2 separate regions of the Homo sapiens genome follow, and region 1 is linked to region 2. A link is a loop called in an ENCODE intact Hi-C map of the cell type or tissue named here. Cell type or tissue: dorsolateral prefrontal cortex. All regions are shown on one strand. Each heading gives the region's core, and the rest is flanking DNA. Links, peaks and the distances in the headings are about the cores only.

What was found. Peaks named below come from ENCODE experiments on the same cell type or tissue, not always from the same donor. Only the 100,000 strongest peaks of a DNase experiment are listed, where the experiment ranks them.
Region 1: it touches region 2 in a loop (8-fold over the local background); 4 of 110 quality-filtered maps call a loop at or near these places.

The regions. Positions count from the first base shown.
Region 1 is chr9:122,118,296-122,126,226 of GRCh38, reverse strand. MIR4478 (microRNA 4478) reads left to right here and starts at 6,060; the gene lies at 6,060-6,145. RefSeq lists enhancers at 1-317, 318-1,084. In dorsolateral prefrontal cortex, for the core only: CTCF peaks have their summits at 2,872 and 3,073 (motif pointing right); a DNase peak (open chromatin) is centred at 3,066; H3K27ac peaks cover 131 bases.
Region 2 is chr9:121,682,654-121,690,584 of GRCh38, reverse strand. The region is part of intron 2 of DAB2IP (DAB2 interacting protein); the gene reads right to left. Among named protein-coding and RNA genes, the nearest start is that of DAB2IP, 35 kb to the right of the region's middle. RefSeq lists enhancers at 3,269-3,418, 5,786-6,286. In dorsolateral prefrontal cortex, for the core only: CTCF peaks have their summits at 3,342, 3,547 (motif pointing left), 5,805 and 6,008 (motif pointing right); DNase peaks (open chromatin) are centred at 3,534 and 6,033; H3K27ac peaks cover 1,041 bases.

The sequences.
Region 1 (7,931 bases), core at 1,038-6,037, 440 kb before region 2:
CAGATCCACTTATCCTGCGGCTCAGGCCCCTTGGCTGCCCAGGCTGCGCCCTCACACCTCCCTGCCCTGCACATGCTGTTCTCTTGCTGGCACGCCCGTCCTGTCTTCCCAGACGCATCCCAAGTACAGCTCAGAGCAGCCTTCCCCTGTCCCCACCACCGCAGGCAACAGGACAGCTCCCTCCCAGAGCACGCTGGTGTCCAGGCATGTCCTGCAGGTACAGCAGCAGGCAGGGTACACTGGCGTCCTTCTCCCGGGCCTGACCAGCCTGGGGGCTGCCGGTGAGTCACCAGGAAGCTCTGGTGTCCAGCTCAAGGCTGATCAAACGGACACCTCCACTGTGATATGGGGGTATAGTCTCCCTGTCCTTGTTGTATGGTGATGGTGGGCAGGAGGGGAGAGGAGGCTGGGAGGGAGGGACTGGGGCTTTGCAGCACCTGGACGCCACAGACCAGGACTGGCCCTGGTTCCAGACAGTGACAAGGACAACTAACTGGTCCTTGTCACTGGGTCATTGACTTAACTGACAAGTACCTGAGGCCCAGTCTGGCTGGAGGCTCATGGTGGGGGTGATGGTGGCGAGGGCTCTTCAGAGGATGGCCGTGCTCCTCCCCGTCCTGCCTGGGGCCCCACTGAGTAACCAGGCATCTGCACCCCTTCCTGGGATGGAAATTGGGGTATTCAGACGTGAGCAAAAATGGACAACCACATATACCAACTGGCCTAGACAACCCCCAACCCTGCCGCCAGAGACACACAAAGTAATAGACTCCCACAGTCACATACACACAAACATAGACACGCAGCCTCTCCTTGAAAGACCCACGCAGCCTGAGACACAAAGGCAGGCTGGCCCCTGGGCGTGTGTGGGGCAGCACTGCCCTCTGGCGGCTGTCTTGGCAATCTCTCTGTCAGGCTCTGGCTAGCTTCCTAGAACCACAGCTGAGCCACGATGCGGGTGCCCAGGCCCAGACCCAGAGAACTGGGACTCCCAGGGATGGGATTTCAGGGAGGAAAAGGAATTTGTGTTCCTAGGGTCGAGGGTCTTTTGAGTTCCAGTTCCCTACCCCAATCTGCATGTAATGCAGAACATGTGAGCAGAACTTGCTCACAGAAGGACCAGTCCAGGGATGGTGAGGGGGCGGAGCTCCTTATCATGGGAGGAGTACGAGTTGGGCTGGGACCACTTGCAGATTGGTGGTCTTTAGTGGCAGAGTGGACAACTTCATAGGTCATCACCAGCTTGAAGAGCTCTGGGAGGTATGTCTAGTCTTCTCCTACTTCACCCCAGCCCAGCCACTCTCCTGTTTGGTTTGTTTGTCAGTCATCAAACTCTGACAGCATCTCAGCACCTCAAACAGCAGGGGAGATCCTGGGTGGCGGGAGATGAGGCTGTGGAGGGTGGCCAGGCCACCCCTTGGAGGTCTTCGAGGCCAGTATTAGGTGTGTGGGCTTTATTCTGGGGGACAGGGATCTGGAGACAGGCCCAGACAGGGAAGCGACTTGGTCAGATGGGCATGTGAGCACCAGCTAAGGAGAAGCTTAAGGAGCACCAGCTAAGAAGCGACTTGGTCAGATGGGCATGTGAGCACCAGCTAAGGAGGCAGGAGGGCCAGACGGGAGGGATGTGGTGGCCTGGACCAGGACAGGGGCAGGAGTGAGGTGGCAAGAACGACGCAGATCCCAGAGCTATTAAGGAGATGGACTCGCCAGGCTTTGGTGAGGAATTGGCCATGGTGGGCATGGAGCCGGAAGATGAAGTTACCTTGGGGCATATCAGTGCTGACAAAGGGGCCTGGGGGAGAGATGATGAGTCTGATGTGGCTCTGAGAGCCTGAGAGCCTGAGAGCCAAGGGGATGTCTGGAGAGGATGTCTGGAGAGGTATCAGCCTAGAGCCTGAGAGCCAAGGGGATGTCTGGAGAGGTATCCAGGAGGCAGTTGAAATCAGGCCTGGAGATATTCACTTGGGAGTTGGAAGGTTACTGACAGGTGGTTGAAGGCAGTGCACAGCTGAGGCCACCCAGGAAAGGTCCTTGGAAGCCCTAAGCACCAAAGATATGGTGTTCACCTCACCCCCATGAGTCAAAAAGGAGTCTAAATTAAATTATAAAATGTAACACTTACATGCCTTACAAAACTCTTGGACTGGCACGGTGGCTCACACCTGTAATCCCAGCATTTTGGGAGGCCAAGATGGGCAGATTACCTGAGGTCAAGAGTTCGAGACCAGCCTGGCCAACATGGTGAAACCCCGTCTGTACTAAAAATACAAAAAGTTAGCCGAGCATAGTGGCGCATGCCTGTAATTCTAGCTACTCGGGGGGCTGAGGCAGGAGAATTGCTTGAACCTGGGAGGGAGAGGTTGCAGTGAGCCGAGATCACACCACTACACTCCAGCCTGAGCAACAGAGTGAGACTCCATCTCAAAAAACAAAAATAAAAATAAAAACAAAAAACGTTTGCAATCATCACATCCATGGGTTCACAGAAACACATTTTCCTCCTCATCTTCCTTGTTTGATGCTCCTGGTCTGATGGTGCCCTGAGGTGTCTACCTGCTTGCCGGCTAGGTGGCCCAGCTCCAAATCCAGGCAAAAACAAGAGGCTCAGGGGGCACCAACAGGCTGGGACCGAGGGGAACAAGATGCCCACAAAAGAGAGAAGGAACACCCAGGAAGACTGGAGGAAACCCAGGAGAGTGTGGCATCACTGGGGCCAAGGAAGGAGGGGGTTCCAAGAAAGAGGACATGATTAGTCATGTAGAAAACAAGAGGAGGCACGGAGATGAGGACTGAAGAGGGGGCCCGGATATGGCTGTGGGGCTGCCAGGCAGGCTCAGTAAAGCAAAGCTGGTCACCTCTCCACGTATCTCTGCTCAAGGGGGCCAGCCTTTGGTGGGGACACTCGGGTGCCCTTTGCCCTTGAGGATCCTCCGGACCTACAAACAAGGAGGGAGTAAGACCCTGGGGTAGGGTTGAGGCGAGCTGACCTCAGAAGGAGAAAAGGAGACCAAATATTTCAGTGGACTCAAGGCAGGGGGCGCCTCTGGGTGGCAGTCCCTCCTCTGACCACAAGGGGGCAGCATAAAAGCAGGTCCTGCGTGGGCTCAGGCTTCTGTAAGGAGTCGGCTTCCAGATGCTGTTTTCATCTGTGATGCGTCCTTGGGCTCTCTGGGCCTCAGTTTCTTTCTCCGCAAAATGGGGCAGTTGGACATCATATTCTCTTGGACCCTGTTGGGATCCCCTTCATTCTGCATCCCCTTACCGCCTTCCCAGCTCAATGTGACACCCCCCATCTGACCACAATAAGTGTGTTAAGTGAGTAAGGTCAATGGCACAGGTATAGCATGTGGTGAGAACACAGAATGCTAGCCCGAGGAGGCCTACAGGCGTGTGCAAGGTTAGCTGAGTGAGGACAGACCATCCCATGAGCTTGGGTTAAACCTGCCTGCAGCGACCGTCTGTGAAGGTGGCCTCTGCTTCCTCTTACGGGGAGTACTGGGGTGGGGGTGGGGCTGCCTCTGCCTCTTCTGTCTGCCCCCAGGGCAGAGCTCTGGCTCTTTGTGCAGGCTCCTTGTCCTGCCACTGTTTGCCCTCTCTGGGACATGTCAGCACCTGTGCCCTCTTTGGGCCTCAGGGCTCATCGAGACAAGGAGGGAAAGAGCATGAGAGTCTCCTCAGCACTGCTGGTCCTCAGGTCTCTGAGGCAGCCCCACCCTATCCTGGGATGCCTCCCAGTGCTGCCCTGTGGGTCTGCAGTCCTTTGGTGCCAGTTGGTGGGAGGGGCAATGTGAGGGTCACGACAGTTGATTCCTGGCTCTGGGCCGCCATCAGATCTTCAGAGGGGCTGGTGTGCTGGTGGCTGCTGGTGGCCTCAGCTGGGGACAAGGAGTCAGGGTTGGAGCCTCATTCCATGTCTGACAAAGTGTGGCTTTAGTTGATCACTGCTGGTGGGTGGCAGGGAAGCTGAAGCCAGGGCAGGAGCAAGAGGTGGCCTGGGGAGACAGTACCTCTGTGGAGGGCCCCTTCCCCTCAGAAGCTGGGCCAGCCCAGGGCAGCCGAGGACAGTGACACAGGAGAACACCCACGGGCCAGTTGTCCGGTGCCAGCTCCCCGGCTGTGTGATCTTGGGCAAGTGGGCAACCCTCTCTGAGCTATGGTAGGGAGACCTATCCAGAATTCAGGAAAGCATGTTATAGGCCCAGGGCAGTCCTGGTATTGGGGCAAAGAAGGGCAGGCAACCCTGGGTCACCGACTTGTCCTAGGGGTCCAGTCCCCGGGATTTGGCCTCTTGGAGCCCACTGGGTGGGTGTCTAGGGGAAACTGAAGATGGATCTGACTCAGTTGGGTCCTGGTACCAGCATTTTGGCTTGGGAGTGGGAAAGGGTAATAAAGGACTCTACAGTCACAAGAGCTTGGCCGCTGCCTGGACAGGCAGCCTATGCAAGTCCCCTCCTATCTCTGAGCTGCCATTTCTTTATCTTTCTGAGTTCCACCTGGGGCAGGACCTTCAGCTTCCCAAGTCTCACCAGACCATCGCCTCCCGGGTGCCAGGCTGAGTTGGCTCTCAGGCCCTCTCTTTCCCAGGCGGGCCTCGGGTGGTGCCAGGTGCCGCAGGAGCTTCCGGTTGGTGCAGGGAGCTGGCTGGCGTGGGCTGTCTGAGGGCAACTGTCTCGGTGCTTAGCTGAGGCCTCATCGAGTGGCACCTGTGGCCCGGGCCAGCTGGGATGGGAAAGGGTGGTCTGGCCTCCACCTGCTCAGCTCACTTGCCCTCTAGCCACTCTCACTTGAGCCTCAGCCTCCTGTATCTGCTGCTGCTGCTGGAGCCCAAGGGGCTGGGGCCATGGCTGGGTGCCCCAAAGACAGGAGAGAAGGAGGTGCTGGGGCTTTGCGCCCTGGAGGGGACAGCTAGAGACTCATCAGGCAGGAAGTATCTCCTCTTCTTGATTCTGATCCTTCACCCACCTATGTCAGCCTCACACCTGTACCTGTACACCTGTGGGGCAGCCTTCCCCACCTGTGGTTTTCCCCACTTCTGGAGCCCTAGAAGAATATGTAGAGCAGGCTTGGGGTGTGGCCCCATGGAGCACCCCCAAACTGCCTCTGGTCCCCAGGCTCCGGCTTGTGCTGTCCCTTCCCGCTGTCTGGATTTTGGCCTGTCTGTGGGACCTTGAGGAGCCTGGAGCCTGGAGCTGCCAGCTCGTCTGGGCCCTCCAGGCTCCAGGATCTCTGGAGGCCATGGGTGGGGCTGGTGCTGGCCTTGTTGGTGTTGCTCCTGCTGGAGTAGTGGTGCCCTCTGGCATCTGTGCCTTCCACGGCAGGTCACTGGTGCCATTTGCCATGTGCAGTGGGTGCTGGAGTCTAAGCTCGTGGAAAACTTCCAAGGCCTGGGCTATGGTCCTCATGGCCGTGCGGCCTGCCTTGACACACACAGAAGGGACACATGCACTAGTGTGCGTTCAGGGGACACGTGAACACACCCCTCATATTCAGACAGGTGTAAACAGCTCAGCCACACAAGTGCTGAGCTCCAGCAGACTCACGCACGCAGCCACACATATAGACAAGGTACAGGTGTAGCCAGTGTGTGAACATTGATAAGTCTGTCAAGGCAGATATGTGCACAGTCCAGAACACAAGACGGGTAGAAAGGCAGACCTACAAATGTGCACAGATCCCTGCCAACAAACATGCATATCCATACATGCACATATGCATACACAAGCTGTCATGGGCACACTTACAGGGGAACATGCCTTACTCAGAGCACAGAGCATTTCTCCAGCCCTCCCTGCATCCACTGCAAATGGGGACACATGTCCTATCCCTCAGCAGGCAGGGAAGGGCTGGGGGAGGGAACTTCACCTTTTCTTAGACCCATGGCAATGGAAAGTGGGCACCATCTTGGGTGATGTAGCCAAATGTCTCCTGTTCTGGGAGTCTCGGCACACATAGAAGATTCTGGAGAGGAGGGGGAGGTGCAAGGCATGATCCACTTCAAGCAGCCACCAAGCCCAGTGGGAGCTGGGTCTCTGGGCTTAGCAAGACAAGAGCCCAGGGGCCGAGGCTGAGCTGAGGAGCCTCCAAACCTGTAGACAGGGTCATGCAGTACTAGGGGCGAGCCTCATCCCCTGCAGCCCTGGCCTCTGCAGGGACAAGGGAGAGGAGAGGGTACGTCTGCAGGAGGGATTGTGGATTCAGCCTCCCATGTAGGATATGAAGCGACTCAGGCTGGGAGCAATCAGAGATCCCTGGGTTTGTCATGGCGCTGGGGTCTCCTTAGGACATCAGAGCCAGCTGTTACCTGCAGGGAAACCATCCAGATATATTTAGATACACACATACTTAGCATTGCATTACAATTGCTGACAGTATTCAGCACAGTACCATGCTGTACAGGTTTATAGTGTAGGAGCAATAGGCTATGCCATGTGGCCTAGTTGTGCAGTAGGCTACACCATCTAGGTTCATGTAAGTTTGCCCACCAAAATTGCCCGGTGACACATTTCTCAGAATGTATCCCCATCTTTTTTTTTTTTTTTTTTTTGAGATGGAGTCTCACTCTGTCGTCCAGGCTGGAGTGCAGTGGCACGATCTCGGCTCACTGCAACCTCCGCCTCCCGGGTTCAAACAATTCTTCTGCCTCAGCTTCCTGAGCAGCTGGGATTACAATCACGTGCCACCACACCCAGCTAATTTTTGTATTTTTAGTAGAGATGGGGTTTCGCTATGTTGGCCAGGCTCATCTCGAACTACTGACCTCAGGTGATCCGCCCACCTCGGCCTTCCAAAGTGCTGGGATTACAGGCATGAGCCACTGTGCCCGGTCGTATCCCCATCATTAAGTAACGCATGACTGTGTTCATAAGGTTGTGCAACCGGTTCCACTATGGCGCTCCAGAACATTTTTGTGACCCCACAAGAAACCCTGTGGCCATGAGATGTCACTCCCCATTCCGTCAGCCTCTGCAACCACTAATTCACTGTTCGTCTCCATGGATTTTCGTATTCTGGGCATTTGGTAGGAATGGAATTAGACATTATGTGGCCTTCCGTGTCTGGCTTCTTTCACTTAGCATAATGTTTTCAGGGCCCTGTGCCTCTGGTTTATAAGTGAGGACACTGGCCCAGACAGAGGGAGTGACTGTCCAAAGTCACATAGCAGCCAGGAGTCAGGCCCCTACACAGTGTTGGCTTTTTTAGGACCTCAGCCTTGGTCCCTGGGGTTGTGGGCTGTGGACAATGGAAGAGGTCACACTTCATCTAAAGGGGCAGCTATTACTCAGCTCTGCCTGGGACAGAATCCAGGGGCAGCACTGCCTAATACTAAACACTGTAAATAATGATACAAACGGCCAGGCACGGTGGCTCAAGCCTGTAGTTCCAGCTACTTGGGAGGCTGAGGCAGGAGGATCACTTGAGCTCAGGAGGTCAAGGCTGCAGTGAGCCATGATTGTGCCACTGCACTCCAGTCTGGGTGACAGAGAAAGACCCTGTCTCAAAAAAAAAAAAAAAGTTACAAATAACACCAGCTAACATTTTGCATGCTTCTTTTGTGCCTGGTGCTGTTCTAAAGAAGTGCTGTATAGGCACTTTCTTATTTAATCTCCATGACAATCTTGGTGAAAGTGCTGTTATTATCCCCGTTATGCAGACGAAGGAAGCAGAGCACAGAGAGGTTAAGTAACTCAGCCAAGGACACACAGCAAGCTAGTGGCAGAGTTAGGATTGGAACCCAGGTAGTCTGACTCCAGAGCCCCTGCTCTTACCCACCTATACAGATGCATTCCTTCTTCCAGATTTGTAAAGGAAGGCAGTAATACAGATTTTAATGTGAAACCTCATAAGTTTAAATGTTTCCAAGTGTCGACAACTTATGACAATTGTTTTTTGACACCGTACAGGCTGCAGGGCCTAAGCCTGGAAAGTTT
Region 2 (7,931 bases), core at 1,284-6,283:
TGTGACAACCCAGAGCAGCCAGGGAGTGACTCATTGTCCCATAGATCCTCCAGCTGACACTTGCCTTAGCATAATAAGCCTGTCCCAGAGGTCTGGATGGCTACAAACACCTCATCAGCTCTTTAAGCTCTCAGCCAGCCCTGGCTAAGGGGTGGGGAGTTGGATACCCAGGGCCTCGTGGCTGCAAGGAAGCCGATTCCACCAGGAGGTTACACCCCTGCAGCAGGGTCTATACTATCTCCGCCTGCCTGCACGTCCTATCACTGAGGTCCCAGCCAGTCCTCCCGGGGCTTGCTGACTTTAGTGCTCATTCCCCAGCAAAACTCCCCTATCCTGTGCTCTGTGCACTGCATGAGTGGCAAGAAAACCACGTTTGGAGTCTATAAGTCTGGGGTCAAAACCCAGCTCTGCTATTAATACTAATGAGGGCTCTTCCAACACGCTGCTGAGAATTAGTCAGATGTGTTTAGTAAGCCCTGTCTAAGCTTCAGGCACTGTATTAGAGCTTCCCATGACTTCTCTTTAATTCTCACAACCCAGTGTGCAGATGGGAGAACAGAAGTTCAGAAAGGGCAACTAATTTGCACAGCACCGCACGGTCAGGAAGCGGCAGAGCTGGGTTCAACACAGCAGACAGGCTGCTCCAGAGCTAAAGCTCTCATGTAATTCCATTACCAGACTGAGGCGTTGAGCCAGCACCTAAGCTGCTCTGTGACTCAGTTTCCCTGCTGTACAATGCGGGGATTAGTCTAGCTGATCTCTGAATTCTTTCCAGCTTTGTTGTGCCTCCCTGGTGACCCATTTGCAGGTGACAACACATGGGGGGGGAGTCTCCCGGGGACAAATGGGCACTAATGGTGGGACTTTCAGGTTTGCGCTGGGCCACAGGGAGCTTCTGTTGGGTAGGATTCCCCTGCACTTCCAGGCACCCAGCTGGCCCGGGGGGCCCCAAGGCAGCAAGGCAGGAAAGAGATGCTATCTTGTTTCTCTCCCTGGACCAAGAGCCACCAAGGAAAAAACAGGACCCCAGGGAGCTCCAGGACTGAGGACCAGTAAACACTAGTGGGAGGGAGGGGTGGGGGAAACTCCATAAATCCACCTGAGTAAGCAGTGCTTTTAAAAGCCCTTTTCACTACAGAATACAAAATGCACCATTTTAGGAGAGGATTTTATAGGCTATTTCTCCTGGGTGATTTACCATCTGCGGGCCAAGGTTCACCTGGGAGTCCTGGCCTCAGAAGGCCCATGGGTATGGGGTGGAGTCAAGGTCAGTTTCTTTTTTTTTTTTTTTTAGATGGAATTTCACTCTGCCACCCAGGCTAGAGTGTAGTGGCGCGATCTCAGCTCGCTGCAACCTCCACCTCCCAGGTTCAAGCTATTCTCCTGCCTCAGCCTCCATAGTAGCTGGGGTTACAGGCATGCGCTACCACGCCCGGCTAATTTTTTGTGTTTTTAATAGAGACAGGGTTTCACCATGTTGACCATGCTGGTCTAGAACTCCTGACCTCAGGTGATCCACCCACCTCAACCTCCCAAAATGCTGGGATTACAGGCATGAGCCACCACGTCCGGCACTTTTCAAGGCAAGGGCTGGTGTCCTTGCTGGCCTCTGGTGGGCTGGGTCACTTGTCTTGACCTGTCCTCCCAAGGCAGGGGACCACTCTGGCCTCAGACACCCAGTGTGGGGGCTGGCAGAAGTGTGGGGGCTGGCAGAAGTGGAGAGGTCACGGCTCACCCTCTTCCCTGCTCACCCTGCGCTTACTCCATTTAATTCGTTTACTCCCTGTCTCTCTCTGTCTCGTGCACCTTCATTCCGCAAGCCCCTCATGAGCCTGCCACAGGTGAGTCCTTGCCCCAGTGCTGGGAGTTCAGACAAATCAGAAACAGTCCCTGTCCTTGAGAAGGTGACCACCGTCTGGTGGGAGAGACAGAAGTGATGGATCATGAAGTCACAGAGTCCGTGAGGGAGCGTGTACAGATGGGGTGTTCTGCAACCTGGACAGAGCCCTGGATGGCACTAGTGAGCTCTGGAGACAGAGAGAGATGGGGAGGAATTGTGGGTAGAAGGATCCGCCCACACAAAGGCGTGGAAGCTGGGACAGCCTGGGGGGCTTGAATGCCAGGCCGGGGAGCTGGATCCCCCACCCTGCTGGGAGCCATCTAAGGTGCTGGAGCAGGGGAGTAACAAGCTCAGCTCGTTTTAGACGTTCTTTAAGCAATTCCACAGGAGAAGTTACTCATCCCGATGCAGAGCCTTGTGTTAGAAACAGATGTCACTGCTGCCACCTCCACAGAGGGCCTCCTGGCTTTGGAAACAACAATTGCCGCTTGACAACTCAGATATAATTATGTCTGTAATCCCACCAAAATACCACTTGATCGTTTCATTTTTGTAGCATGAGGAGGTGGGAAAATGAAGGCGTCTGAGCCTTGCCCCTGACATGCAGGCTCCCCCACCTCCCAGGAAAGGGGAGGACCTGCAGGGCCACAGGGCAGGATGACAAGAGGAGAGCAGTTCTCTCCTATCCCAGGGGTGTCTGACCCCTAGGGCCAGGCCTGCTCAAAGTAGGGGCAGGACAAGATAAGGCAGAGAGATGGGGAGGCCTGGGTCCAAATCTCAGCTCTGTCCCTGCAAGCCGTGTGGCCCAGGACAATGCACCTCCCCTCTCTGGGCCTCAACATCCTCGTCCGTAAGATGAAGAGAAAAACAGCACTGACTAGCAAAGACTGGGCTGCATGCTATGGTCCAGGCGCTGTGAGAACTTCAAGATCCAGGCCCATGAGAGGAGCCACCCTCAGCTATCTCTTCACTCCCCATCTGCCTTGATTTTGTCACCTTCTATGAGTGAGATTTGTGTTATCTGAGCCTCGAGTTGTAAGGATTAAATGAGACAATACTTAGAAAGTGCTCAGCACAGGGCCTGACTCAGAGTACTATGCAGAACAGGATTCAAAATCCCCCATCGTACAGACAGCAGAGGTGGTAGAGCTGGGATTCGAACCCAGGCCAGTGGGACTTGGAGTGCAAGCTCTGACCACCACCCTGCCTCTCCCACAATGCCCGCCTTACCCCCTCTCAAAGCAGTGGTAGGTGGAACAGGTGCCTATAACCCATCAAAGGGTGGCAGTGACTGAGTGTCTGTTGGCCCCAGCCTGGTGACCACAGTGCAGCAGCCCTGCCTGACAGATCACATGCTGGTCCACCTCACCCTGTGCCCTTTCTCTTGGTGGACAGCTGTCCCAGCCCCAGACCTTGTTCCATCCAGTGTCCCTGACCAGGGTCCCCTTTCAGAACCCCTGGCTTTCTGGTCAACCTAGGCCCAGCTGGCACAGCCAGTCATGCCAGGCCCAGCCATTGACAGGTGCTCCCGGATCTGAGCTGCTCCCAGCCCCCAGCAGTATGTTCTACACCTTGTTTAGCCAGCTAACACCTTGTTGGGCCAGCTCCCTGTGGCCCCTGACACACAAACCCCTGGGACTTCAACACTCACTGGGAGGAGCCACCCAGAAGTCCACTTGCTACCCTCTGCTGCCCCCAACTGGCAGGAAACCACCCTGCGCAGACACCTCCATCTCCATCTGAACTCACCACCTAAGAACTTGGTCTCTGGTCCCCTAGGAACCCCTCCAGCCCCTCTCCACCTTCTACTGCCAGGGCTGAGCCCTAGAAGTTCAGTCAGGGGTGATGTTGCTTTGGGGCCGTGACGGAAGGGTATGGAAGTGGGAGGGGTCTGCCCAGTTACCTGGGGCTCTGGAGGAAATGTGGGGTGGAGGTGCACCCCTCACACAAGCAAAGGGAACAGGTGTGGGGAATGCTGCCTTGTGCCAGGCACTGAGCCCTCACAGCCACTCTGTGGGGAGGGGTTCCTGCCCATTTACAGACAGGGAAAGAGAGTGGGGCAACTTGCCTGAGCCATCCTACAGAAGGGAGCAGTGGCCAAGATTCTAATCCTGCTTCATCCCTGGGTTGGGGGGACTATCCCTGGGAGAGGCCAGCACTGTACCCCAAGACCCTGAGTGGGTGTGAAGAGAGGAAGAAAGGCCCCCACAGAGAGCATTCCACTCGCCAGTTACTGAACCTGGCAGGGACTGGGGTGGTGGCCTTTACACCTTAACGGGAACCAGTTCATCTGATTCCATGCTGCCCAACAGGCTTAAGTGCAGGGCTGGGGAAATGGAATTTACAGGGATGGCCTTCTGATGTATTTGGAAGTCCCCAGGGCAGGAAGAGGAGGGGGTACAGAGGCTGGCTTGTTCCCTTCACTTCCATCCTCCTCACTCACACTGCCCAAGCCAGCTGCCACTTGCCAGGATGAGGCAGAAGATTCCAGGGATCCTTGAAGTGGGCTCTTCCCCCTACCCCTGCCCAAGGGCATTCTGAGCACAGATGTTGGGGGGGTTGGAACAGGCTCCTGAGAACCTGCTTGAGAAAAGCAATTTGCTTGTCCCCCCAACCCCATGCTGGATCCCCACCCAGTCTTGGTCTCTGCCCACTGAAGGAGCTCCAGACTCTCCTAGCCTGGTCAAGTATGCTGCACTCCATGTCTGCTCTGGCCTACTCTGGCCCACCTCACCTCCCTTGCTGAGGACCTCATACTCCTGTTAATATGGCCTTAGATCCCATCTGCTCTGTTCACTGCCGTGGATCTCTTGTCGCTTCCATTCCAGCCACTTCCTCACATTTCAGCCCCCAAACTGCGCTCAGTTCCTGCTGTCATTTGCTCATGCTGTTTCCCATGTCCTGGCCTTTGCCTGGAATGTCCTTTCCCCTTCACCTGCCTGGAAATTACTTCACCAAGCCCCGGCTGGCCCTTCTGTATTTCTGCAGGTAGCAACTACGTTTTCATCCTCTTTGTATCCTCAATGACTGGCATAGGCCCTGACACATAGTTGGTGATGATGGCAAATTTATCGAAAGAAAGAATAAAGAAAGGCAAAAGGAGAGAAGAAAGTAAGTTCGTTCACACCGCAGCAAGGCTCGCAGACGAGAGCTGGGCTCCTGCCCCTACCACCCACCAGCTGGAGACCTGCTGAGGCCAGGCCTCTCTCCTCCCTAAGCCTGGGATCCTCAACTGTAAAATGGAGCTGATGAAACCACCTTCCTGTGTATTAATGGGGTGGGGCGACAGCCTCCCAACCCTACCAATACTGCAGCAGTCCCACCTCTGTCCCAGGCCTCAGACTAGCCTGGTCTTGGATTCAGGAGGCTCCAAGACCCCCTGTCCCCAGACTCCTGCCCCGAAGAACATCCTTGCCCCACCCTGGCCACCCCGGACAACTCCTGAGTCCCACCTTCCAACACTCCCTCTGCAGAAAAGGGGGATGCCCCCCGCGGAAGGCAGACACAGACCAAAATGACGGTAATGTTCCTTTTGGGTTTGAATAGTTTAATACCAATCAGCCTCCGTGAAGGGCAGGGATGGAGGGAGTGAGGGTGGAGGGGGCGGAGGGGGCAGGGTTTGCTCTTCCACCACCCCGCCCATCCGCTGAATACACGCCGGATGCTGGGTCAGGAGACTGACTCACAGAGCAGAACTAAGCAAATTCCTCATACTTCAAGGAGAAAACTGGGGCGCCCATGGTGGGACCCCACCCAGGGGTCCAGCACTACCGCCCTGTTACAGCCAGGACCACGTGGCTGACATCCCTCCACTGGTTGATGGGCCACAAACATAAATATGTCCCAAGTGAACGACCATCTGAGATGGACCCACAGCAGCCTGGGCCAGTGGAGGGAGCCCCAGCAAGTATCCTGGGCAAGCTGCTCCTCTCCAGGCCTCAGTTTCCCCATATACCCTGGGACAGATCTGGCTTGTCTGATCTGTGAGCCTGGCTGGCTTTTCTGTTCCCCACCCCAACAGCCACCCGGAGCCTCCGTAGCTTGGAAGGGGCACAAATGGGGGGCAGCGGGGCCGGCTCTGCAGGGAGCAGAGAATGCCCCCTCCTGGACCTGAAGTCATGCATTCCTCCTTCAGGCAGCCCGCAGCCCAAACTTCGGGTCCCTCTACAGCTGGGGCTGGGGCCTGGTGGCCAGGAGGGGGCAGTGTGCAGATGAGCGGGAAGGAGCTGTCGTGGGGCTCCGAGGGCAGTTGGACCAAAGAACACCCATTCCTCCCAGGAAATGTGATGGGGGCTGGGAGAAGGGCTCAGCTCAGACGGGGTGGCTGATATCCAGGTGCTGGGAGGAGAGGACAGGAAGGAGTAAGGGGTGAGGACCACTGGATGCGGGGGAGAGGGACAGAGACCTGGGCTCAACTCCAGGCCCTACCCTAGACATGCTGTGTGACCTCAGGAAAGGACCCTCCCGTCTATGATTCTCAGTCCCTCCTCTGTATAGGGAAGGGTTGAACCAGTTAATTTCCAACAGCCTTTCCATGGTGACATGGGCGGGAGGGTCACCCACTAGCTTGCATGTTTGTGTTCACATGCCTGTTTCTTGAGTTTGTGTGACAGAAAGACAGCTGAAACATGGGGAGGGTGCAGGGAGGCTACAGGAGTGAGAAAAGGGGTGAGCAGCTGGAAAACCTGAGGTCCACAGCTCAGAGGTCTACTGCTAGCTCCACTCACAGCCATCATCCACTGTGGTTCTTGTATCCTGCAGGGGAAAGTCCAAAGGCTTTAGCTCACCCACCAAGGTCTCTCACTCTTCTCTCCAGGCCCTGAACCCATCCAGCACTCCAATCACACAGGGCCATTAGCTTGTTTCCTTCTATTCACTTCACTAACTGAAATACTCTTCTCCCTTGGTTCCTGACGAACTCCTATACACTCCTCAAAGCCCAGCCCCAAGAGTCCCTTCTTTAAGAATTCTTCCCTGTCCTTCCTGGCCAGAGATAACTGTTCCTTGTTCTGTCACAGCATCCTATGCAGGGTGTGCACAACCAAGCACCAATAAAAGTGAGTTGTTGAAAGAAACCAAAGACCTGCTCCTAGAAGCATCCATAATCAACCCAATGTTGAGTTTATCTGCAGTTTCTGCCAGACCCCTGGGCCTTCCCCTCCCTGACACTTCTCCTTCTCCATCTCGCAAAAAATAGCCCTGAGACCTAATTTCAGCTAAACCTTCAAACACGACTCTCCACTTTCAACTTCCCGAGGAGGAATCAATTGGCTGTCAAGTTTCCCTGAGCCTCTGCCACCTCCCACACCCCAGGCCTGCCAGCCATCCTCAAGGTTGATGGGAGGGGGGTGGGGGCAGAGGAAGGAGGGAGGGAGGAAGGACCCAGCCCGCAACAGGGAAGTTTGGGGCTGGGGAAGGGAGCAGGCTAAGGAGCTCGTGGGGAGACCAGGAAGAGTCATCAGCTCTTTGCCTCCCAAATCAAACCACGGCTCCTCTGCCATGGAGTGGCAGGAGAGAAAGAACAGCATGCTGTTGCTGCTAAGGGGTCCAGGGCCTGGGGAAGCTGGGTGGGCACATGCAAAGCCCCCAGACCCAGTCTGACCATTGGTCTATGCAGATCCAGGGCCCCAGCTTGCTGCCTGCCACCCTTCCCTCCTTCCCTTCCAGGAGACACTACTGGCACAGAGCAGACAGACCTGGGTTTGAATCTCAGGAGCCTGAGAGCTGATGGCCACAGATGCACAGGAAGCCTCTCTGGTCATCTACTCCCAGGCCCCTTCCCCCATCCTCATTCAGGGCCCCCTATAACTTGCAGGGCACATGCCAGCCTCGTAGCACTGTGTGGTCCTGGAGAGCCACTCCCCTACCCCCCAACTCTCCCTATAGGAGGGAGGGAGTTGTCCCAGATAGGCAGAAAAGTTCCACTCCTGAGCAAGCCACAAAGCTGGTATGAGGCTGTGCAGGGCCTGAAACCTGGGTCGGGGAACTCTCTAGAGCCCATTCTCTTAGCTACTGCACCAGAACATTTAAGCACCTATTTATGCCTGAACTGTACGCTGCCTTACAAAGTCCATCCCCCACATTTCACAAA